Regions from separate parts of the Mus musculus genome. Here regions 2 and 3 are each linked to region 1. The links are chromatin loops, found by intact Hi-C in ENCODE. Cell type or tissue: left cerebral cortex. All regions are shown on one strand. Region 1 holds the start of Klf4 (Kruppel-like factor 4 (gut)). Region 2 overlaps Gm12519 (a long non-coding RNA gene). Region 3 has its middle 140 kb from the start of Gm34482.

Region 1 (8,000 bases):
CATGTCTACAAGTATCACACAGACTTTTCCATTTTGTGACAGCTAAAAATAGTTTTGCTTCAACCTGGAGAGGTGGCTACCTCTCCAGGGTTTTGCTCAGTTGCACCCCACCACTGGGCTACACAGTCCTGTCCTTCAGGGTTTGAGTAATTTTTAAATTGTTTCCATGCCTTCAGAGACATTCAGGAAGCTTTGAGATACTCTGTAGATAGTATATTTTGGATCTCTTTAGGGATAATATATGCAGCATAAATGAAGCCCTTAATCCTCAGGAGGGCACTGTGGAACTACATTCTGTTCTTAGGGTTGTTTGCCTGGGGAAGGTTCTTTTGTTACTTAGATTCTGTGGGGACTACAAGGCCAGGCCTGCACAGAAAATGATTCATAATTTCATTTAAAGACAAAATGTAACATGTACATATACACACACGTTTGTGTGTGTATGTGTCTATGTGTATAAATATAAATGTATGAAACTAGAGTGTTCTGGCCTACTGTTTAGTGCTCCCTGCTAAAATTGAGCAGATCAAAGAATAACTGAGCCACCTACCTGGAAATGTGCGTTTGGGTAAGGAGGTATACTTCTGCATTCGTACTAAACAAACATGAACCAGATGTTTTTTAAGGTCCCATCCGTACAGCTCTCAACTCCAACACTACTTCATGTAAAACTGAGTAGTCTAAAAAAGCAAGTTGCCTACATCCTCTTGCTAAGGTAAGGTTGGCTTCACAGTGTGGTTCTCACCAGTGGCCCCCCCCCCCCCCCCGTTAAAAAGTTCTTTTCCAGTTTCGAAAAAAAAAAACAAAGAGATTGTCGTTCAGATAAAATATTATAGGTTTATTTAAAACTTATTTCTCACCTTGAGTATGCAAAATACAAACTCCACAAAATGTTCATTTTTTTTTACTTTGTAGTTTACAAATATACAAAATAGAAGTTTGCTTAAATTTATATTACATATTTATTAAGGCAAGGAACTATATAGAAAAACACATTTGTTCTGCTTAAAGGCATACTTGGGAATAAACCATTGTACAAATTATTGCACATCTGAAACCACAGTGCATAACAGACTGTCTGCATAAAAATGTTACAGAAATAAACCAGGCTTATTTACCTGGCTTAGGTCATCAATGTAGATCGGAAGACAAAACTAGATTTTCCTTGTCAAAAGTATGCAGCAGTTGGAGAACTTTGGCTCCCCCGTTTGGTACCTTTAGAACCACGACTCACCAAGCACCATCATTTAGGCTGTTAGAACATGTTCTGTACCTGAATCGCTTCCTCTTCCTCCGACACAATAATGGCTTTTTTTTTTTTTAAGAAGGCAAAGAGCATACAAGGTGATCTTTACGTGTGTATTGCATCATCGAAACACAATTCAAGGGAATCCTGGTCTTCCCTCCCCCCAAGCTCACTGATTTAGTGTATACCCTGATATCCACAAACTTCCAGTCACCCCTTGGCATTTTGTAAGTCCGGGCATGTTCAAGTTGGATTTGGTATTGGAATGATAGAAGATCCATCCAGTATCAGACCCCATCTGTTCTGTGATTTTTTTTTCTTGTTTTTTTTGTTTGTTTTTTTGTTTGTTTGTTTTTAGTATTTCTGTTTTGTCTCTTGAACTCTTCCTTTCTCCTGATTATCCATTCACAAGCTGACTTGCTGGGAACTTGACCATGATTGTAGCGCTTGCCAGCTGGGCTCCTCCCCTCGTGGGAAGACAGTGTGAAAGGTTAGAAAAAAAAATACTGAACTCTCTCTCCTGGCAGTGTGGGTCACATCCACTACGTGGGATTTAAAAGTGCCTCTTCATGTGTAAGGCAAGGTGGTCCGACCTGGAAAAGGCCCTGTCACACTTCTGGCACTGAAAGGGCCGGTGCCCTGTGTGTTTGCGGTAGTGCCTGGTCAGTTCATCGGAGCGGGCGAATTTCCACCCACAGCCGTCCCAGTCACAGTGGTAAGGTTTCTCGCCTGTAAAGGGAAAGAGAACGGGCTGCTGAAGCCATTGCTAGAAGGAAGAATTAGCCACCCCCCTTTTTTTTCTTAAAAAAAAGGGAGAGGCCAGAGAGCAAATTCTACTGCATGCCCCACCCTCTCTCCTTTCAAGAAAGTAAAAATATAATAATAATAATAAAAAAAACCTTCAGGAATGTCTTTATGACACTTTAGGGCCATACTGAATTTCAGATGAAGAGGAATGACATGTGTTATGAGTTTAAACTCATGGAGAAACAGTAGTTAGTAACTTAAAAAAAAAAAAAGCAGATACCCTCTCAAAGCGTCCACCCCCACAGTACGGAGTTTTCACTCTCGAGCCTAACCAGCACTGGAAATGGACTGGATTAGAAGTTGGCTCTGCTAAAGGGATCTGCAATCCTATAGGTGGAACAACATTATGAACTAACCAGTACCCTGGAGCTCTTGTCTCTAGTTGCATATATATCAAAAGATGGCCTAGTCGGCCATCACTGGAAAGAGAGGCCCATTGGACAGGCAAACTTTATATGCCCCAGTACAGGGGAACGCCAGGGCCAAAAAGGGGGAGTGGGCGGGTAGGGGAGTGGGGGTGGGTGGGTATGGGGGACTTTTGGTATAGCATTGGAAATGTAAATGAGCTAAATACTTAATAAAAAATGGAAAAAAAAAAAAAAGAAGTTGGCTCTGTTGAAACCCAAAGGATCCCATGCCATTACGCTGGGTCCAGAATGCCACCCGTGGCTAATTTCTCCAGCAGAGCCGTTCTGGCTGTTTTCATAAATGCATCTGGAAGACTCTACCCACTAAAAGACTACCTGTGCGTTCTTTGTTATTTCGAGACTCGGGTTCTTGACCAGATCGGTCTTGAATCAACAGGATTCTTTCAACTTTGGTATTTGTAACTCCAAAGTTGAGTGTCACCCTACCCAGCTTGCAGGGACAGTTTTACACCAGAATCCCTGCAATGGGAACCATTAAATTCTTCAAACGTAAATACGATCTAATTATTCTAAAGACCAGAATAGAGTCAAGGGTAGGTAGATCTAAGAGGAGGAGGAGACAACAATGAAAATAATCTAGAAAATTTAAAACTTTTCTTTTAAAGATACCGCCACAGTTTTGCATTGCAAAGTATAACTTCTTGATTACCAGGCTAGGAGGGGCAGGCACACACAGGAAACTCCCTATCTTTTAAAGGCCCAATGAGAAACTGCACATTCAGGCAGCAGATAGCATCCATCAAGCAAAAGGCTTCTGGGCAAAACCATAGGCGCCTGTTTGCTGCCCTCCTCTGTGATCCAGGAGATGGAGAAGAGATACACCCCAGCACCCAAGAAAGCCCTAAGGAGCCCACAGCCAGCCTACGGAGCAGACAGGCACCAACCCTCCTCCACAGTGCTGGTTCCCTTACCTGTGTGAGTTCGCAGGTGTGCCTTGAGATGAGAACTCTTGGTATAGGTTTTGCCACAGCCTGCATAGTCACAAGTGTGGGTGGCTGTTCTTTTCCGGGGCCACGACCTTCTTCCCCTCTTTGGCTTGGGCTCCTCTGGCAGGCAGGAACCCGGTGGCATGAGCTCTGGGAGGGGGGGGGGTAAAGAAAGTGGGGTCAACTTCAATCTGGATAGTCTCAAGATCCCCAGAAACAAAGCTCCCAGCGCCATCTCTACCAGCCAGTCCCTTCCCCCCACTAACCTTGATAATGGAGAGAGGGGACTTGTGACTGCATCTGGTCTGGCAGGAAAGGAGGGTAGTTGGGCCCCGGATGGGGATGGAATCCTGGGGGAAGAGGCAGGCCAGGGTGACAGTCCCTGCTGTTCAGCAGTTCCTCGGGACTCAGTGTAGGGGTAGTCCTGGTGGGGAGCTGCCGCCCCAGGGGGAAGTCGTGTGTGTTGGGCCGGTGGCCGTTGCTGAGCTGGGGTCCAGCGCTCAAATGGGCCTCTAGGGACCGGCTGACCGTGCAGGACGGGACCGCCTCTTGCTTAATCTTGGGGCACATGCGCGGCGGGCCACCGCTGTAGGGCGCCACTACCACGGGGTGGCTGCCGTCTGGGCTTCCTTTGCTAACACTGATGACCGAAGGGCTGCTGTACTCGCTGCCAGGGGTGGTCAGAGACGCCTTCAGCACAAACTTGCCCATCAGCCCGCCACCTGGCGGCTGAGGCTGCTGTGGCGGAATGTATACTGGGTCCAACTCCGGCCGCAGGAGCTCAGCCACGAAGCCGCCCGAGGGGCTCACGTCATTGATGTCCGCCAGGTTGAAGGGGGCCGTGGGAGGTGGCGCAGATTCTCGGCTGTAGAGGAGCCCTCCACCTGTGTTGCTGGCAGCCACGCCCGGGTCACCCCCGGCCCGGATCGGATAGCTGAAGCTGCAGGTGGAGGGCGCGCTGGCAGGGCCGCTGCTCGCCGGGGAAGACGAGGATGAAGCTGACGCCGAGGTGGTCACGGTGGCGGCCACCGATTCCTGGTGGGTTAGCGAGTTGGAAAGGATAAAGTCTAGGTCCAGGAGGTCGTTGAACTCCTCGGTCTCCCTCCGGGCTAGGAGGGCCGGGTTGTTACTGCTGCAAGCTGCACCAGCTCCGCCACTCTCCAGGTCTGTGGCCACCGTCGCCGCCAGGTCGTAGGGGCGGCCGGGAAGTGGGGGAAGTCGCTTCATGTGAGAGAGTTCCTCACGCCAACGCTGCAAGAACAGGGAGGGAGAGAGAAACTGTTAATTGTAGCACCCTGTTGCCACCCCTAATATTGACTTGTTGGGTGAAGCACACCAACACCCTGCTATAGGAACTGGACAGAACAGGAAGGCAGCCTCGGGGACTCCAGGGGCCACACTGCAATCTCAGCTAACACCAAGGTAAGAGGTGGCGCGTTCGTTCTCCTGCAAGCTAGTGCCGTCGCTCCACCAGCCCAGTCCTCTTCCCCGCCAGATCCGCGGGACGCTCCAGCCGCCCACGGAATTGGGACACTGGGACACGGTGGCTTTCTCCCCATGCACCATAGCCACCGGGTCGCCCACGCGCTACGATCACTCCGGCCCAAAGGGTCTCGAGACTTGTCCACCTAAAATATAGTGGACTGAGTGCGCCCACCCCACGGTCCGGACGCCCGAAGACTAGTGGGGAACCGCTGTGCGCCCCTGGCGGTACCGCAGTGCCGGGACCACACGCACTTAAGGCCGACTCAAGGGCCGAGGAGCCACCTCGGAAGGCTGTAGAGTTCCAATGGAGGGCAATCCTTGTCCTAACCAAGGACTCTTGGTGACCCCCGGATTCCGCCCATACACCCCACCCCATCTGCAGAAATCTACAGGGCACTAGCGCGACACTCACGTTAGTCGGGGCACCTGCTGGACGCAGTGTCTTCTCCCTTCCCGCCGGGCCGGACGCGAACGTGGAGAAGGACGGGAGCAGAGCGTCGCTGACAGCCATGTCAGACTCGCCAGGTGGCTGCCTGCGGGCCGGGCGGGGCGCACAGGGACCAGGAGTCAGGGGACACCCTGGCCACTGCTCCGAAGCTTCCCTCCAATCCTCACCCCTTTCTGTTCCCAAGTCCAACATCTCACCTACCTCATTAATGTGGGGGCCCAGAAGGTCCTCCGGAGTCCGAAGAAGAGAGAGGGGTACCTGAGCCCCAAAGTCAACGAAGATTAAAAACTTTAGAAACAAAACCTCAAACCAAAACCCCCAGATTGCCCGAGATCCTTCTTCTTTGGATTCAATATAAACCGGCGATGTCTTTAAAAAAGTTCCTTTGTATACAAAAATTCTTAGAAAAGTTGTAAACTCTTATAAAAATAGACAATCAGCAAGGCAGATAAGTAGGTCCGATGGCCAGGCTGCACGCTCTTGGACTCAGCAGTGTCCCCCACCGTTGTCGCGGCCACTGTGGCTGTCGGCGGCGCGGGGGCTGTGGTCCGGGCGGTGGGCGGGCGGCGCCGCCAGGTGAGAATGGCCGCGGTGGCGCGGAACTGCGAGCTGGGCGGTGGCGCGGGGTGCGGAGTCCTGGGGACTGTGCCGGGTGCGCGCGGCCATGGGCGCGGGTCACGGGCGGGTTGCTGGGTGGGGGGCTGGAGGGGCGGGGAGGGGCACTCGGCGGCTCCGGGTGCCGCCGCCGCCCGCCACCGCCTCTGCTCCCCGCGCGCCCGGAGCCGCGCTCGCTCTCTTGGCCGGGGAACTGCCGGCGGCCGCCGCGCGCTTCTTACTTATAACTTCTCGCTCGCTTGCTCCCCGCCTCCTCCCTGTGGCGGCGCGCGGGGCTCCGCCGCCAGGCCCCGCCCCCTGCCTTTCTTCTCCCCGCCTTCCCGCAGCCCCCACTGCGCGTTGCCATGGTAGCTAAATAAACAAACTCCGCGCACGTGGGGGCGGGGGCGAGGGAGGGGCGCGGGCGGGGCGGGGCCAGGCCGTGACGCCAGCCAGGCAGCTGGCGGGCTGGAGCCGTGCTGACGCCGGCGGCGGTGGCGGCGACGGCGGCTCCGGCGCTGGGAGTACGGCGTGGCTCCCGTGGCCGCGCTACTCGGGGTCCTCTGGGCGGCCACGGTCGGTTCCCTGGGCTCGAAAGTCCTGCCACGGGAACCCTGGCGGGGGACAGGAGGTTGGGGGTGTGTGTGTGTGGGGGGGAAGAGGCGGCGCGCCCCTACCCCTGCTCGCGTACGCGCTTGTCCTGTCGTCTGCGCACTCGAGAGCGCGATTATCCGCGTGACTCATCCAGCCCGCCCTCTCTCGCATACGCACGCAGACGCCGGGCCGTGTCGGCGCAGGGCCTGGCCTGGCGCGGGTGCCAGTGGGGCCTCCCGTAGGGTGGGGGTGAGGGCCGGGTGATTGGGGGGGGGCGCTAGGAATCTCAGAAGCTAGGAGAAGGGGTTCCGCGCCTGCTATGAAAGAGAGCGGCCGGGATTGGGCACGTAGTCATCTTGATAATGGAAGGAACAAGGAAGGCGTTCCAGATTTACATTGGGGGTGGGGGAGTGGGAACGCGGAGAGGGACCGAGGCGCGGAGATACCTTTCACCAGGGATCTCAAAGCTCTTTACAAGCTACGCACTCGCACTCTTCATTTTGAAGATGAGAAGTGAGTCATAAAGAGGTGAAGCGGCGAGGTAAAGGTCATAGGACAACTCGCTCCCATCAACTTAGGTTCTGAGCTAGCCAACCCACTCAAAGGGACTTCACTGGGAGGTGATCCTGCGCTGGGAAGAGGAGCGCTGCAATGGGACCCTAGTGCTCCAAAGTGGCACCTCAGGCCCTTGCCTACCGGGAGGGGAAAAGGCAGTCTTTGTTTTAGTCTTATTACTCCTTTTCCCATTCCCCACTACCCTCAGTAATTTTCCAGCCGGGAAAGGTTTTCGCCCTCATCTCTACCAAGTACTTAAAACAAAACAAAAACCGTGAGTGTGGTGTTCAGTATAACTCGCTAAACTAGGTTTACTTTTTTTTTTTTTTTAAGGCTAGGTGTTTATTTTGGATTGGGGAGCAGAGTTGGGCTCCGCCGCCCTCATGGTTGAACCCTGGCGGAGACAGCTGAGGGCGGGGACTGAAGAAAGGCACTCGGGAAAGGGGGTCGATGCTCCAGCATAGGCAGCGTGTGCACTCGCTCCTCTCGGGGCGTCGGTGCCACGTCCTCTGTCGTTTCACCTGTTTGAGTCCCGGAATCCTTGGGACCTATATTAGTTTTCTTCGGAATATTTGTCATCCTGAATTTTCCACTTCTGGCCGACCACAGAAGCGCTCTTGGAATGCATCTCTTCCCAATGAAGTGGGGCTGCCCAGTCAGTCTGTCAAAGGCAGGGCTCGAGCTGGGAGCCTTTGAGGAAGGACTTTTCATCCTTTCTCTTGGTTTTGGCAGAGGACTAGGCGCGCTAAGGGGTGGGGAAGAGCCCGACTTCGCCTGGAAAGTGGCGCTCCCCCTTCACGTGACCTCGAGGGGTTCATCCCCATTCCCTTGGAACTAGGCCAGTTTAACTCTGAAAATATTACTCGTTCAAACAAAGGAACAACAAAAAGAACACCTGTTCCCACCCCTTCGCCCCC
Region 2 (8,000 bases), 440 kb after region 1:
ATGTTTACCCATTGGAGAAAGAACCCACCCTCAGTAGCAACATCTCATAAACTAGAATCCCAGATTGAATAAAAAGAGAGGAAGCCAGCTGAGGACCAGCTCAGATCTTACTCTGATCTCTGCTTTCTGTCACAATGTAACCAGTGGCTTTGTGCTTCCACCACCCTGCCTTCTGCCATGATGGGTTGCATCTGCCCCAAACCAAGAATTAATATAAAAACTTCTTCCTTTAAATTGTTCCTGTCAGATGTTCTGTCATAGTGTTGAGAAAAGCTAGTAATATCGGAACATATCCTAAGAGTTGACCTTTTATAAAATAAATGTGAGTTTTCTCTCTGCTTGGCTTAGAACTTCAGAGGACATCTTTATTCCCCAGAAAATTCTTGTGCTGTTTTCTCCTTACTTTCAAGTCCCAGGCGAGGCCTCTCTGAGGTGCACTCCCTCAGGAAGCTTATGGTTATTCTAGGAAGGGAAGCAGACAAGAAGGGACCAGTCAACTGAGATGCCCCTTTCGTGACCACTGGGATGGCCATGAGCTGGGGTTGCTCAAGGAATGCAGAGGAGGCTACTAACAGAGAAGTCTTTACTGGGAAGCAACATTAAGATGAGTTTTAGAGGAAAAAATGAGTTTTCTTGGTAAAAACAGAAATGCGATATAAAACCAACCAAATGAAACACCGTGATGAATCCACACTGTCAGAATCTAAAATAATCACTCAGGTGAAATATATGTGAAACGTGAAGGGGCTGAAGCACTGGAGAGTGTGAGAGCCTGCACCTTTGGAACAGCTGAGACTGAAAGATGGACAGGTTATCCAAAACCTCAGCATGTCCAGCAAGAAGTGAATGACACAAGTAGGCATTTTGTCCAGTAAGATGTGTATGATAGAGTGTAGGGGTTGAGGGCATAGGGACTGGTGAAGGACAGTGTGTTAGAAGCATCAGGTCACAATCTGCACAGAGTGGTTCTGAGGGACATGTGAAAGCTGGACTGAAGTTGTCCGTCCAAAGGCAGAAATACATACCCACGGGGAAGAAACAATGGAATTTCAATCATTGTAGGAATCTCAGGCATGGAGAGGACTTTGTTGAGTCCTCCAGAGAAATCCTGATACCAGCAAAAGCTGATTTGAGAGAGACTCTGAAAGAGACATTGTGACAGTGAAGTTAGGCAGACAGAAATGGTAAGGAGAGTCAAAGCTGTTCCTCAGATTCTGGCTTGGACAACTGGGTCGATCAGTGGCTCTTCACCTTCTTGATGCTGTGATCCTTCAGTACAGTTCCTCATGCTACAGTGACCCCCATGAAATTATTCTCATTGATACTTCATAACTTTAATTTTTCAACTATGGTGAGTCATAATATAAATATCTGATGTACAGAATATCTGATATGCTACCCACAAAGGGGTCATGACCCACAGGCTGTGACATGCTAGTGTAGATGAAGGTGTCAAATAATAGGGAAACACACTTCTTTCTACCTTCTGTTTCAGACTGGACTGGCATCATGAAGTATCATAGACCCTAACAAATGAGATAGTTTCTCAGAAATACAGAAGGAACTAGAGTGGTTGGCTCTGTGTTGGGATTCTCTTCATCCTACAAAAGGAGATAGATAAGAACTTGCCTTCATAGGAGGGTTAGAGGTAATCTGAAAATTAATAATGAAGACTTCCTACTGCAAATATAGAAAGTTAGGTACCTGGGAATTCATTTGTGCAAGACCTTAAACTAGAACTTGAGTGTAACAGATCAATGGGAGGCATCCTTTTCTTGTTGACCTTAGACCTTAGTAAATTATAGATCAGTGGTGAATAACTCTTCTAGAAGTTCAACCCTTTAGACCTTAGATAGCCTCAGGTCATGGAAATCCTACCTCTGAACATAAAAGTTGAGGATGATCTTGTCGACCTCCTCCCTTAGACAGACATACCTCTAATTCCTTGGGCTGGGGCTGTCTACTTACTTGAATCCTAAGTGCCTTGTTAGCATGAATCATGTTCTAATTTTTCAGAGGGTTTTACTTGTTGGAAAGAGTACCTCCTTTGATCTCAGATTAGAGCATATAGGCTTTAAGTTAATCATTTATCTGGCATCAGGCTTTCCCAGACTTGATTTCTTTGATGCTGTATGATATTCAAAGAGTTCGGGCTTGGCCCTGTAGCCAATATGGCTTGACTTCAACAGCAACTAGTATCTCCATTTTTCTCCTTCTCTTTGATTATAATTCATCATTCTGGGAGTTCAAGGATCCATTGATGGGATAAGACATACTCCCAACCCCAGAAATGCTAATAATGAAAAGCAGAACCTGATACACACTAGACAAGAGCTTTGCCACTGAGCCACCACCCTTGCTCAGGTGAGTCTTTAAGAATACTTGGTTCTTTCATGGACCTTGCTGTCATTTAGAGAAAACAAGCATCAAACAGACTTTATTTTTGTTCTAGTGCTCTTTTCATGAGCCAAGTACGTTCATTCCATCTTTTTCTTAATCTCTTGAATCAGCCCCACAGAGTAGAAAGGGTGAGGAAAAGAGCTAAACTTTGCAAAAGAGAATTTTTAAAGACTGATTGCAAGACATATCCCCTATATCATGGTGGCAGACATGGAAGAAGCAAACGCTTATTGAGACTTAACATAATTCTTCCATATATGGAATTACTTAATTCATAAACCCATCCTTGAAGTGTCGCTGTGTCCATCTGAAAGATGAAAACATAGATCTTAAAGCAGAGATGGAAGCAGCTGTCTCAGAGTTGCCCTGCAGTATCATCACTCCTCATTGACCCCTCATTGTCTGATAGTAAGAATGCTATGTTGTATTTAAGTTTCTCAGGCCCACTGTAACAGGATAGCTGCATTTCTTCTGAGTTAAAACTTGGAAGAAGAAGCAGAGCAGGGAAAGTGGGTCATCTCTTGTGTTTACAGACACATTTGGAAATGTGCTTTTCTATGTATAAAATGAAAGAAGTCACAGAGACATAAGCCAGCTGCCTGCGTGCTTCTGACAGACGCTGGAGCTTTCCAACAATCAGCCATCCTAAACCAAGCCGAGATTCCCTAAACCAAGCTGAGATTCCCAAGCCAGATTGTTCTGCTCTAGACCACAGGCTAACCCGGTGAGGAAAAGGCTTTGTTCGCCCTGCCCTTTTGTTTATTTTCCTCTTCTTATGTGCTCTGTGGTCTGGCGGGGGTATGGAAGCTTCAATGGAGAAGCCAGTATGGCGGTAGTCTTTCTTGGTTTTGGACTGAGTTAGCTAGCTTCATTTCTCAGGCAAATAGAAATACCTGCAAGTCAGAGCATTTGTTAATTCTAAAGACAGGCAGTTGTCCAGGACACCGGGCAGGAAGACATTCCTTGGAGAGCTGAAAGAGGAGGGCAAAGGCTTCCACTCTGTACTCTGGATACTCTTCCCCATGTTCCTTCTTGAATGCTATCTCTCCCCACGGTTTCCCATGAGGTCACTGAGTCGTAGCTTTGATGGACAGCAAAAGAGAAACAAGCTAGTGCTACTTCAGGCCAAGAGCTCCCACACTTTTTCTCCTTTAATCCCCCTCTAACCCCTTTCTGAAGTGGCTATTATGACTGTAAATCCAGCAGAGGAAACCGAGGCTCTGAGTGGCATGAGGTCATGCTTTATGGAGCAGCTGATCCTGACACCGTGACTCTTAACCCTGTTCCATCTTCCCTGGTTCTATGCCATGTCACTCACAGATGCAATTTTAATCTTTTCTGAGACTCATAATAACCTATCCTACTGGCAATTGAGAGCCAAACCCTTGTTTAAAAGTAGCAATGAGTAAGTAGTTCAAGGGCAATCAACTTCTTAGCTTCGTCTTCGTCCTTCCTCAGGCTTAGTGGATGTCACGAAAATAACAGATACCAAATAATTGCTCATTGTGATAAAATTCAACATTTTCATGCACACATACCCCACAACTGCTTCTTCTTAAATAAAGTTCAAGGACCTCTGACATTTTAGGTAGTGTTTTCCTTCACCCCAATGTACCTGATTCTTACCACTTGTGCTGGTCTTCTTCCTCATCTTCTTCGGCTGAGATCATTGGAGCTGTGACCTCTTCCATCTCAAAACTCTAATCAGAAGTGCAAAGGAAAGCTGGGTTATCCCAAGCATGTTGCATAGGGAAGTTACACTTTGGACTCCCCTAATTCCCAAAGCTATGGTTCAGAGTCTGGTTTTCATCTTCAAGGATCTTAGGCATCTCCTGGGGCTACAAGAAGAATGCTCTAATTTCAGGACAGAATATAGCCCAGAGCCAACTTGGCAAAGGCCAGAGGGATATAAATTCAGAGCGACAACTTAAGGAACATGGTTTTAATAGAAACATACTTCTATTTCTTCTCCAATCACATGTCAACTGTCTATTTGCATGGGGAGATTCAAGCTAAAATAAGAGTTGTCAGAATTGGTAATTGAGGGGCTCTGATTTTTTCCCCAAAGCTCCCCTATCCTCCAGATGACAACTTTGAGAGATCCTGTGGGTGGCTGGGGACTTTGTGAAGTCAGCATTATGGAGCAGTCAGAGATTTTCTACGTTGCTTTGTTTTATGCCATGGGGTATAAATCTGAAAAAAAAATCATTTAAGAAAACATTAACAGACCCATGGATTGCATTGCATACATGCTGGGTGGCAAGATTTCAAAAGATTATAGTATATTTCCCCTGAGGATCATACTGTCCAATATAGGCAGCAGACCCAAAACTGACCTGATTTAGAAGTACTGCAGGTGACTGTAAGCATCTTCAGACTTGAATGAGAAGTGGAGAGAGAACAACCTCTCAGAAGATACCTAGGGGAGTAGAATTAGTGTTTGGTGTTTGTAAATGAAGGAAGCATAGAAAGTGAATGGAGAGTTTGGGGAACTACTACAAGGTAGTTTGTGAAAGACCAACATAGTGTTTTTGCACACAGTAGAGAAGCAGGAGAGGCCCTTGGCAAATTAGATAGAGGCTTAACCATATATGACCTTTAACTTCACATTGAGAAGTACCAATGTCCCTTCTATCAAGCACAGAGAGTGTCATGGTCAGAGAAACACAATGGGATGAGCAATCACCTTGGCTGCAGTATAGTGGGTGAAGGAGAACAGAATTATGAAAACATAAGGAAAAAAAACTAGAAATGAGGATAATATGCAAGATCTTATAGGAAAGAAGTGACTAAGTCCAGGAGAGAGAGGGACAGTGAGCTGAAGAAATAGAGTCAGCAAGATGGTTAAAGGATACCTTCAGAGACTGCTGTGATGTTACCCTGCAGAAAACCACTTATTGTCTACCAAAGCCTTTTGTAGGGGATCACAGGGTGAGGATGGATTATTCTCTTTACTGTGAGGTGGTCAGATAGAGGGAGATACTTGCTTTTGGAAGGAAATGGGCCTTCGGTTAAATGCAAGGGCTAGGGTTTTCAGGATCCCTTTCTGCATATACTTTATCAGTACAGGAATTGAGAAGCACTTATTATTATTATCATCATCATTTAAAGTTATGATCTTGTTATAAAACAACACAGAAAATAATGTAATGTTTGAAATAAATTTAAAAGGAGTGGCAAACAAGCTGCTTGGTAGTCAGTGATGATTCTAACTGGACCACTTGTGAAGTGAGTTGCTTATAGCACAATGTGAAATGAAATTTCAAAATTTCCTTCCTAGAATTGCTTATTGCAGTTCAGCATACACACCCACGGTGAGCAACAGAGCCTTCAGTATCCGCTTTCATTAGCATCGATCCTCATCTTTCCAAAAAAAAATCTGTCAGCATGATAAAAATAAAACTTTTGTCATTGGATAAGTTTTATTTCCCTACCAGTGAAGTGCTTGGAAGTTCCTGTTCTCACTTCATGGATGAACAAACTTTATGAATGTGGACTATTAACAAGCTATACTATAGATGGTAAAGTATAGGTATGATATAGGTGGTAAGTGGCTGATAATGGACATCAAGTCTGTCCAGGAAGACTTCTCAGCTGATGATCTTTTGAGCGTCTATTGTGCCAAGAGATACCCCCACTTTCTCTGAATTGACAATCTGAAGCTTGCTCTTTGTTTCTTTTAACTGAGAATGGACTCATAGACACTCACTGCCAAGGCTAGACTACACTCACAGGAGACTTCTTCAGGATTTCTTCAGTTCACAGAGGACCTGGAGTGAGGGCAGTCAGACACTGTTCTACATGGAGATCATACATATGATTGAGTTTGGGTAGCTGGTGCCTCCATGGAATCCTTGCATTAAAAATAGCCTCAGTAATTCAACCTTCTGTTCTTTCTATGAGAGCACGGTCTTCAATCTTCTATTGAAACTTTATGGACCCCACAACTTATTTGTGGATCTAGCCAAAACTCTGACATCTGGCACCGGAGGCCATGAGGACCTGGCCTGGTCTATGGCTACCATAGGCTCATGCCATGGTCTCTCATTCCAGAATCTTATTTTACTTGTTTTGAATCATCTCTTGTCTTTTGGCTTCAGTGCCACCAGCCTATCGTTCCCTCTACCCCAAAATTTCTCCTCTAGGAAGGGTGGTCTTCCCTTATCAAGGAAGGAGGGCTGATTTTCCTCATCCTTACAGTGAGTGCCTAAACAGTCCTTACCAGGAAGCTGAAATATATGGAGACTAATAGATGATGACAGCCCCACAGAACATCTTCTTAAGCCTTTAATGAATCATGTACCACTAGGCACAGATCGTCCAGCAGACACTCTCCAGTTCCACAAGGAGCAGTTTCTGCTTCCAACCATTGTGTACTTTGGTGGTTCTCAGCTGTTTCTGTTTGGGAATGTACTCAGTGAAAGACAAATTCCAAGATCAAAATTCCATCCCCTTCCTGGAAGCAGCCTTCATGGAAGGCAGGTGACGAGAGGCTCAACTTTCTTGCTTCTATTTGGGATAAGACTGAAGAGCCATCTCTCTGCCAAGTTCTCCATAAGACTAGCAGAGTTCTTTTGCTTAATTCATTGTATCAGCTTCTTTGCCTGTGTCCAATCCATTTACAGTTCCATCTTATAGGGGCCAGTTCTCAAACTCCTCTCCAATAACTGTTTTGTGTACAAAGGACCACCTCAGAGTCTGCTTTTTATGGAATTTCATCTGGAATGATGACAAGCAAACAGATGTGATACCTGTTCACACAGATCTTGAAGATGCCTTTGTCCACATGACTTCTGACTCGAAGCCAATAGCTTGGTCTAACGCACTGTTCAACACTGAGCTCCAATCAGAGGAGCAAGAAGTCCATCCAGAGGATCACTTCTCTCTCTCTGTGAGGTTCCACTGCCTGAGGTTTACATAGCCAGTGTCACCCATTGGGGACCAAATGTTCAAACACATGAATCTATGGGGAACTTTTCACGAAAGGACAAAGAATAGTGTGAGGATGGAATTAATGGGAAAGAAAAGGAATTCTGATAGAATTGTGTATATATATACACACAAGAGCTCTGAATGAGCAAATATGCTTGGCAGATATAAAGTTGTTTGGACTCAGCAATGACCACATGAGACTGAGATCATTGCCCATATTTACTGAGACACTGAGAGTATTCATGGCTGCTCTGCTGGTCTGGGATTTATGAACTGAACCCATATTTTCTCCATTAATTATTTGATTTATTAATTTTACATCCTGATCCCCGTTCCCCCTTACCCTGTTCATAGAGTCCCTCCTCCCCACCCCTCCCCTCCCCTTCTTCTATGAGAAAATGGGGCCCTCTCCTGGGTACCCCCCCATCCTGGAGCATCAAGTCTCTGCGGGGTTAGTCACATTGTCTCCCACCGAGGCTAGACAAGGCAGCCCAGTTGGGGAACAGGAACTAGCTTTAGGGATAGCCCCTGTTCTAGTTGTTGGGGGACCCACATGGAGACTGAGCTGCACATCTGCTACAAATGCACCAGGAGCCTTGGTCCAGGCCCTGTATGCACTTTGGTTGGTGACTCAGTCTCTGAGAGGCCCAAGGGTCCAGGTTTGTCGA
Region 3 (8,000 bases), 280 kb after region 1:
CTTTCAGGAAGACCATAAAAGTTTACATCATTCAAGGTTTAGCATTGGTCCACCTGGGAAGATAAGACAAAGTGTATATATAGCAGCAGATATGGAAAGACTTTCAGAAACCTGTGATATCTCCTTTGTGTTACAGATGGTGGCAGTGATCTCTAGGATTTTAGGAGGTGGTGTATAGGCTGAAAGAGGAGGCAGAGGCACCAGTCAATTCAGCAACTCTGTATTGATTTGACAAGGGCCCCTCACCATGAGAGACATACTAGCATACTGTGTAGATACTGCTGGCTCTGGGCTTGGGGTACAGCCTGGTGACACATGTTCATTCTTCCAGCATCACAAACAATAAATAAACAAAAAGGACTAAGAAGTTGCTGGTTCAGATCTTGGCTTTGCCATTTCCTCATTAACTGGGTGTAGGCAAGTAATAAACCTTCCTGTGCCTCAATTTCTTTACCTGTACAGTGGGGACAATACTAAACTTTAAGCCCCACTAGAAGATTAAATGAACATCTAGACCCTTAGACAGTATCTGCACTCATGAGCCCAGTGTGACATTTTCTAGGCTTGTCACTACATTCTTTAAGGATCTGGATAATCTGAAAGTACTACCCAGTCTTGGTTCTTCGGCTGTTCTGTGCTGGGAGCAGCGTGAATCTGGGTGGGAGATTCCAGATGAGCCATGCTTCCAGATGAGCCATGGTTTTAGCCTTAAACTGCTTACAAAAATCCCTTTAATGGGAATATCACGAATGAATGGTGAACCTGAACCAGTCTCATGCTCTAAGGGAGGCATGCTCTGGAAGGCTTAGACCAAGTTCAGATACTGTAGCTATCTTCATCACAGAGATGGATAGGGTAAAAGCCTGGGTACGAGAGAAATCTGCTGTTGCCAATGACAGATTGTTTTCCAAGAACAGCACTACTGAAACTTCCTATTCGGCATGCTTTTCTCGATCTTTGGCACCTTCACTTCAGCAAGTGCCGTCTAATTTCCCCCTGCTTGCATCTGGGCAAGGCTCCCAGCGTGCTTGGAAGGAATAGAGGACAGAATGCCATCATGGAGGAGTGGAGTGACTGCTGAAGTCAGGTCACAGAGGTTCTGGCTGGGCACCCATGGGGGACATTCTACCTCCAGCTGGGACTTGAGAAGCCTGAGGCTGCCATTCTGTGAGGACACACATGGAAAGGACACACAGATTCTCTGGCTGACAACCCAGATGAAGGCTGAGGTCCCAGCTGACTGGCAGATGGGAAAGAAGGTGGCTTTAGATGACTTCAGTCCCTGGCTACTGAACCCCAGCTGTTGCATTTTCCTGAATGAAGCTTTAGAACTGATGACCACAGAGAGGCAAACCCGATTTCTTTCTAAATGCCTAACTCAGGATCTGTAAGGACACTAAGTCAGCTTCCCACCACTGAGACAAAATACCTTCAATTTAAAAGGAAGAAAGGATTATTTCAGTCCCTGGTTTCTTAGTCGATCATTTCCTTTGGTCTGTAGTGAGATAGAATATCACGTGAGAAGCATGTGATAGAGGAACATTCTTTACCTTGTGGCAGTCAGAAAGCAAAGTGAGAGACAAGTTGGTTGCGACTGAGTTACCAGTACCCCCTTTTAAGGGCATGTTCTCTGTAACCTGACTTCTGTATCCCTACAGTGCTATAAAACCACAGGCTAGAGACCATGCCTTTCTAACACACACTTTGAGGGACATTTAAGATAAAATCTAACCCAATGATGACTATTTGAAGTCATTGCATGTTGGAGTTATTTGTTATATGGCAATAGAAGCCAGAACACAGACCTCTAACCTTCTTCTGCATGGCTTATTCCCTGTTCCCTTAGGATTCCTACAACAAATATTTCCTTCTCTAGAGGTCTGAGAGGAAGAAGAAAACGTGCTTCCAGCACAGTTAATAAGATTTGTTTCTTTAGCAATCTAGAGAACTCCCAGTGATCAAAGATCAAACAGCTGGAAAAGTTTCTAGAGCTGTCATGCTTGCCAACATCTGGCTGTGCTAACACCCGGGAGAGACATCCCCAGCACCCCAGATGAGAGGGCATGCAGGATGATGGAGCCCCTCATCAGCCTGTGCTGCCTCACAGTTCCTCTGCTGGGCTGGCATGGATCATGGCATCTGGTAAAGATGAAATGAAGTTAATAAAGGAGAAATGTCAACTCCACCTGGAGGGACAGAAATTCCCTTAACAAGCCAAGAACTCTTGATCTGCTCCACAAGATGGCTCTCACATTTTCCCGATCTGTGCTGTTGTCTGGTGCTTATCAAGTGCTCTATATTTTATGTCTAATATAGTGTTCAGTTTCCATAAACAGGACGAGAAACAGTCAACCTCACTTTAGAATAGTGTTGCAGATACGAAGGCTTAAAAGATTAACTTGAATTGGCATGTCCAACCTGTAATTGGGTCACACGTGGCCATGGATTGCGCACAAACACCCTAATCATGTTCTGACTTAAACATTATGAGATTCCAGTTTTGTGATTTTTCTTTTGTAACTCTACTGTGGAGTTATTAAGCACAAAGTCTGAAGATGACAATGTCCCGGTCTAGTGTCCAAAGGTTTAATATAATTTTATTATTATTTAAATCAGTGATGAAGGTCAAATTTAATCCTGTGCCCTCCAATCCTAGATTCAATTTTCTTGTAATTGTGCTCTGAAATGAGCCCGTCTGGAGGAGAACATTGATTTCTGTCTATATGGAAATAATCAGGAGAATGCTCAATGAAGATATGTGCTTACTCCCACCTTTGAGGCTGTTCTAAAGTCCCAGAATCCCATGCTTCATTTGAGTGGTTTGATTAATTTTCTGCTCTGAGAGCTGGATTTGTGTGATTCTTCTCAGAAGCAAGGTGCTCATAATTTTCAAATTCTTTCCACCAAGATGATATAAAATTGATTTGAAGTATTTGCTCATGCCAATGGTGTAAACCCTCGAAGTGTGGCTGACTTCAAGCTACTAAGTCAACATCATTCACCACAAAGCTGAACAGAGATAGCATGCCTAACTTTCGCAAGCCAAAATTAGCCAAATTCAGCAGTGGATGGAATCAATGCAATCAAAAGGTACTTTATAACCCCTTTCATTCAAATTTTCATCATCAGAGATAGTGTGGAAAAACAACCCAGTGTTTATGAGATAGGAAGTACTTTGTCTGCAGACACATCTGAAAAAAGATCACCGTTATGGAGCAGTGAGATGACAGCTCCAAAGAGCCCCTTATATCAGTAGCCCTGCAGCGTGGACGCAGGTTCCGAATGCTGATTCCATAGTGTGATGTGAAAACCCTGCTCGAAACGTTGCAGGGATGGAGGACAGACCTGTAGGTCTGGGTGGTAACAAAGGACAAGCTCACAGACCACTGTGACTTCACAAGCAAGCTCATAAAGTAGCTTCTGGCTCTCACCTTGCTGTGGCTGTGGAGAGAGAAAGGTTCTCAGCTTCTGCCTGGATGCTCTCTCAACTCTCTTAACCGAGTAAGACGAACTACCCTCATTGCTGCCCTGGGGGTTTTCCAGTGCCTCCCTTCTCTCCATATATTCTCTCTTTGTCCCTAGACACCTTGTAGCATGTCCTTTTCTTACAGGGTAGTGGAGGGAAAGAAATAGATGAGTCTTCAATGAAGACACCTGGGCTAGCTGGAGACCAAAATTCCAGAGGTGCTAGGGTGCATACATCCAAGAGCACAGCAATGGCGGTGAGCGGGGTCACTAACACTAGAAAGGGCAGCTGGTTGAGTTATTCACATCTCAGGACAAGTTGGCATGAACGAGGCAGAGGACATTGGGGTGAATCTGAAAGCCAGTGATCTGATATGTGCCTTCCCGCATGTCCAAAGTGAATCAGAATGGATTTCCAATTCCTTCAATGTACAGATGTCTTATCTTTGTGATTATGAATCGGTTGAATCCCCAACAATACTGTCCTGTGCTAACTTCTGCTTACCATGTGAGACACAGCTTGATTGTCACTCCTTGGACTCTTTTGATTCTGCCTGCACACACACACACACACACACACACACACACACACACACACACACACAGAGTACTAGAACTGTAAATTCTGGCCTTAGCATTGCCCTGGCTTGATGGTCTCAAGTCACCCCCCTCAACCCACATTTCCTCATCTGTGAAACCAAGGGCTGGTCACCACTGAGCTATTCTGGAGTTCTGAGGAAGTATGTGCCCTGAGCGTCTACCCACAGCAGTGCCCAGCAACCACTGTAGGCTCTCCATTCTGTTCTAAGTAGAATGAAGAGCCTCAGGTCACAGCAATTCATTTTCTGACACTCAGGATATAGCCTTGCTTTCCGTGGCTCCAATTGCATGCTGACATTTTCGATGGAACCAGCTTAATGGAGAAAAATGACTCTATTCCCCAAACAAGACAGACATTGGCAGGGGCTGGGGTGGGTCTCCGGGACCTTTGATTTACATGTCACATGTCTCTAATTCTGAGGAATTCAAGCATCGTCTCTGCTTTGCCTCTCATTCTCTACCCATCCCGTTAATAAAGATTAATAGAAGGACTCAACTGTCGTGAGGAAAACAAACCAAAATAGCAATTTCCAATGGTTGGCCTTAGAAACACAGCACGGCCCAGTTTGCACATCTCATAAAATGCCATCCAGTTAAATCTGTGGTTATTAAGCAATTAATACCCAGTTTTGGTTCTGCTTAGTCTCTGGAAATGGCATTTTCCAAAAGCATGAATGTTACAGGAAATTTCTTCACTCACTTATCCTTGGTAGTTTAAATACTGTTTCATAACGGAAAGTGGGCTCTCCTTTTCTTCTGCAAGCAGGAGAGAGCTGACCATTTATTTATTTATTTATTTATTTATTTATTTATTTATTTATTTATTTAAAAAGCTGGGTGTATGGCTGTGATATTTATTTCTTCCCAGGGTGACAGAGAACTTAAGGATAAGAAAAATCTTTCTAAACTCTAAGCATAACTGTACAGGGGCAGCATGAGCATGAGCTGTCCTGGAGAGGATTATACTCTAGGACCTCACGTGTGTTTAAATACTTCAACCAATTCCCAACCCTGAGAGAATCATGTTGCAGAGAAAAGCATAAGATGAGGCCAGTTTCCAGAACAGAAATGTCACCTGCATTGTTTTTTAAGAAGTTCAAATGGACACTCGTGCATCAGATCGTAGGTTTTCTCTGTTGTTTCTTTCTTTCCCTTTGTAAATTATTCTTGTGATTGCCCTTTAACCCCCTGATAAAGAAGTGATATTTCTGCTAGTGCAGTTCCTCAACCGGAGTTCGAGGAATTTGCAAACACTCATCTCACATGGCACAGCCTCAAAGTTTCCTCATGACTTGGCCGTCCCAGGTCTGACGGGATGCCTGCAAAGTGCGGGCCTTGTGGCTAGGAGTGGAGTCCAGTGGTGGAGTGCTTGCCCCGCCTGTGTGAGTCCTTAAGTTTTCTCCCCAGCAACAGAAAGCAACACAAAAGAACATGGGTAATGGTGCTTCCTGGGTAACTGAGTCCTGCGCTGCACTGGAAAACATCAATGCCAAGGTCACTTTGTATGTACCTAATCTGTGACGTGTTTGTGTCTTAGGATAACATCCAAAGGCCTAAGGAATCCTCCCTCTTATGTGAGCAAGTGCATTGGCCTTGAGAGATTTCAGACTGGGAATAAATAGGATGGTTTTCAACTGAGGATTATAGAATTATTCCTTTTTTTTTCTAAGTGTGATAAAGTCCTGAGGAGACTTTGAGGAGAAATAAATCCACGCAGTTTTGTGCCCTTGCTCTGTCCCATTGAAGGAAGAGCTGTGAAGGCCATGTCCCCGTTACTTCTACTTGAAATGAAATATAGTCCTTTATGTTCATATGGAAAGAAACTCAGCCCAGGCAAAGGAACTCTATATAGATTATTCTTTTCTTTATTTTGCTCCACCAAAATCTTAGTACCTTATTGCTCTAAATATAACAGAGCCAAGGGAGATCAGAAATGTTCATTGGGGGGTGTACCAATAAATGTTTTAATTTGAATAATATTAGAAATGTTCTTTGATGAGCCAAGTAGTTTTTGATCATCTCCCTTTTGGGTAAAGGGACGATGAAGTTGATTTAAGAATAGCCCCTCTGATAGACATCTAAACTCTTGAACTGGGCATACAGCTGGGTGATATAATATATGCCTGGCACACATGAGATTCTGGCTCTGATCGCCAGCATTGGGGAGGCAGGAGCAGAAGAGAAAGTCAATATATAAATCTCACACCTGTATTGATTTTATGATTTTTGTCCAGCATCTCTCTCAGTTTCCTGGTGAAGTAGGCAAGACAGTCCAGTTTTCTGTTAAGTTCATTCAAATTCCCTCAGACATCCGGACAAACTTGTGCTCCACAACCACACAGCAGTCAAGACACTCATGTAAGCATTTTTGTCCGTCCTGTCATCTGACAGTAACTGTCCTTTTCTCACATGGAATACTGAGGAGACCAAGGCTCAGTGTTTGATAGAAAGTTGGTGCTGGTGATGTCTCAGAACCCGAGCTCTGTGTTGCTGGGTCTAATTCTTAGGAGGTGTTTCCACAGCATCAGATGGACCTCAGATGTTTCCATGACTGTAATTTATGGGAAGTGCTATCAGGGAATGGCAGGGCTGGGAGACCCTCCACTTTATCCCTAGTTCCACCATTGTAGGTCCAGTGTACACCGGATGTCTCAGACAATTTCATTTGAATAAGCTTCAAGATATTTCGTTTTTTAAATTTGTGTGTGTGTGTGTGTGTGTGTGTGTGTGTGTGTGTGTGTGTGTGTGTGTGTGTGTGTGTTCAGTGCTAGAGGACAAAGTCCGGTCCTTACGCATACAGGGCAACATTTTTACCACCTAAGCCCTGCACATTTCATACTTGCTGGAAATCAGCATGCTGCATGTGCTGAGATCTATGACCCCAACATTTTGGGATGATAAGGACTGAACCCAGGGCCTTGTGAAGGCTGACTCTACTACAAAACTACATCTTTAGCACTAGATACCCCAACTTTTAAACTGCCATTTCCAAGTGAATAAGCCAAGAGTCTTGGTTACATTGTTTTGTTTGTTTGTTTTGTTTTTGTTGTTGTTGTTTTAAAGTTGATTTTATTCTGAACAACTTTCTGTTGATCTCTGTCAAATCTCGTGTTCATTAGGGCCCCACTGGCATGTTGGGAAAAGTCTCCTGGGGTGATGAGAGTGGGTTTGGGTCCTGGTTGTACCGTCAAATCCCTGTGCAACCTTGAAGTTACTTCCTCTCTAGCTCAGTTTCGATATCTGTAACATGAGGACGTTGGACTAGATCAACTTCCAGGCTCTGCAAGTTTGAGGAAGACCTGAAGACTCCCCCAGTGTTCTGCAGTGAAGTGCTCATGGTTGCTGGAGGGAGGCTTGGACACTGGCTTAGTAAGCACACAAAGCACAGCCCGTCAAGATGATGTGAACTCCAGCTATACATCAAATAAATTTCTTTTTCATCTTTTTTTTACATATATGTATATCCAACACTATACTAGGAACATGATGTTCTTTTCATGTGCTGTGTGGACTTGTGAGATGCTTCAGCAGGCGATGGCATTTGGCTCTAGCATTGCAAAAAAGAAGGTAAATAAATATAAATAAAATACCTTAAGTCACATACTCAGATGAAATTGCATATGAAATCCTTGTGAGCTAAATTCTATCCCACCTAAAAGTGGGAATCGTACTACAAAGTCATCCTCTAACCTCCATGCAGGTGCTATGCTATACATGAAACCACACACACAAAGCACATATTAGTAATATTTTTTAAAAAGTCATTAAAATAGGTTGTATATCTAAAATTCAAACTTTTCCATGTGCCCTGTACGACATTCATTCATGTTGAGAATTGTAATTCTGAAATGGAAATTAATTACAAATATATCAGCATATACACTGTTGTTTTTCATATTTGATGATCTAACTAAAGCTTTGGACTTCAATGAAAT

Evidence for each region. Hi-C counts contacts between places; a loop is a spot of excess contacts. Peaks named below come from ENCODE experiments on the same cell type or tissue, not always from the same donor. Only the 100,000 strongest peaks of a DNase experiment are listed, where the experiment ranks them.
Region 2: it touches region 1 in a loop (2.9-fold over the local background); 2 of 42 quality-filtered maps call a loop at or near these places.
Region 3: a loop joins it to region 1, with 3 times the contacts of the local background. A loop is called at or near these places in 9 of 42 quality-filtered maps.

What each region holds. Positions count from the first base shown.
Region 1 is chr4:55,526,326-55,534,325 of GRCm38, forward strand. It overlaps Klf4 (Kruppel-like factor 4 (gut)), which reads right to left and starts at 6,150. Exons shown (of 5, transcript NM_010637.3): 1 at 5,542-6,150; 2 at 5,305-5,425; 3 at 3,674-4,658; 4 at 3,393-3,557; 5 at 812-1,975. The coding sequence starts at 5,546. The coding sequence ends at 1,800. It overlaps Gm12506 (a long non-coding RNA gene), which reads left to right and starts at 6,385. Exons shown (of 5, transcript XR_390585.4): 1 at 6,385-8,000. In left cerebral cortex, CTCF peaks have their summits at 279 (motif pointing right), 4,132 (motif pointing left), 5,119, 6,201 and 2 weaker places; DNase peaks (open chromatin) are centred at 281, 4,074, 4,843, 5,084 and 4 more places; H3K4me3 peaks cover 4,550 bases; H3K27ac peaks cover 2,670 bases.
Region 2 is chr4:55,969,631-55,977,630 of GRCm38, forward strand. It overlaps Gm12519 (a long non-coding RNA gene), which reads right to left. Exons shown (of 8, transcript XR_881294.1): 3 at 4,737-4,819; 4 at 4,027-4,100; 5 at 3,294-3,481; 6 at 1,026-1,141. Among named protein-coding and RNA genes, the nearest start is that of Gm34482, 20 kb to the left of the region's middle. In left cerebral cortex, no CTCF peak of the experiment used is centred here; a DNase peak (open chromatin) is centred at 3,002.
Region 3 is chr4:55,807,661-55,815,660 of GRCm38, forward strand. No RefSeq gene overlaps it. Among named protein-coding and RNA genes, the nearest start is that of Gm34482, 140 kb to the right of the region's middle. In left cerebral cortex, no CTCF peak of the experiment used is centred here; DNase peaks (open chromatin) are centred at 1,019 and 4,176.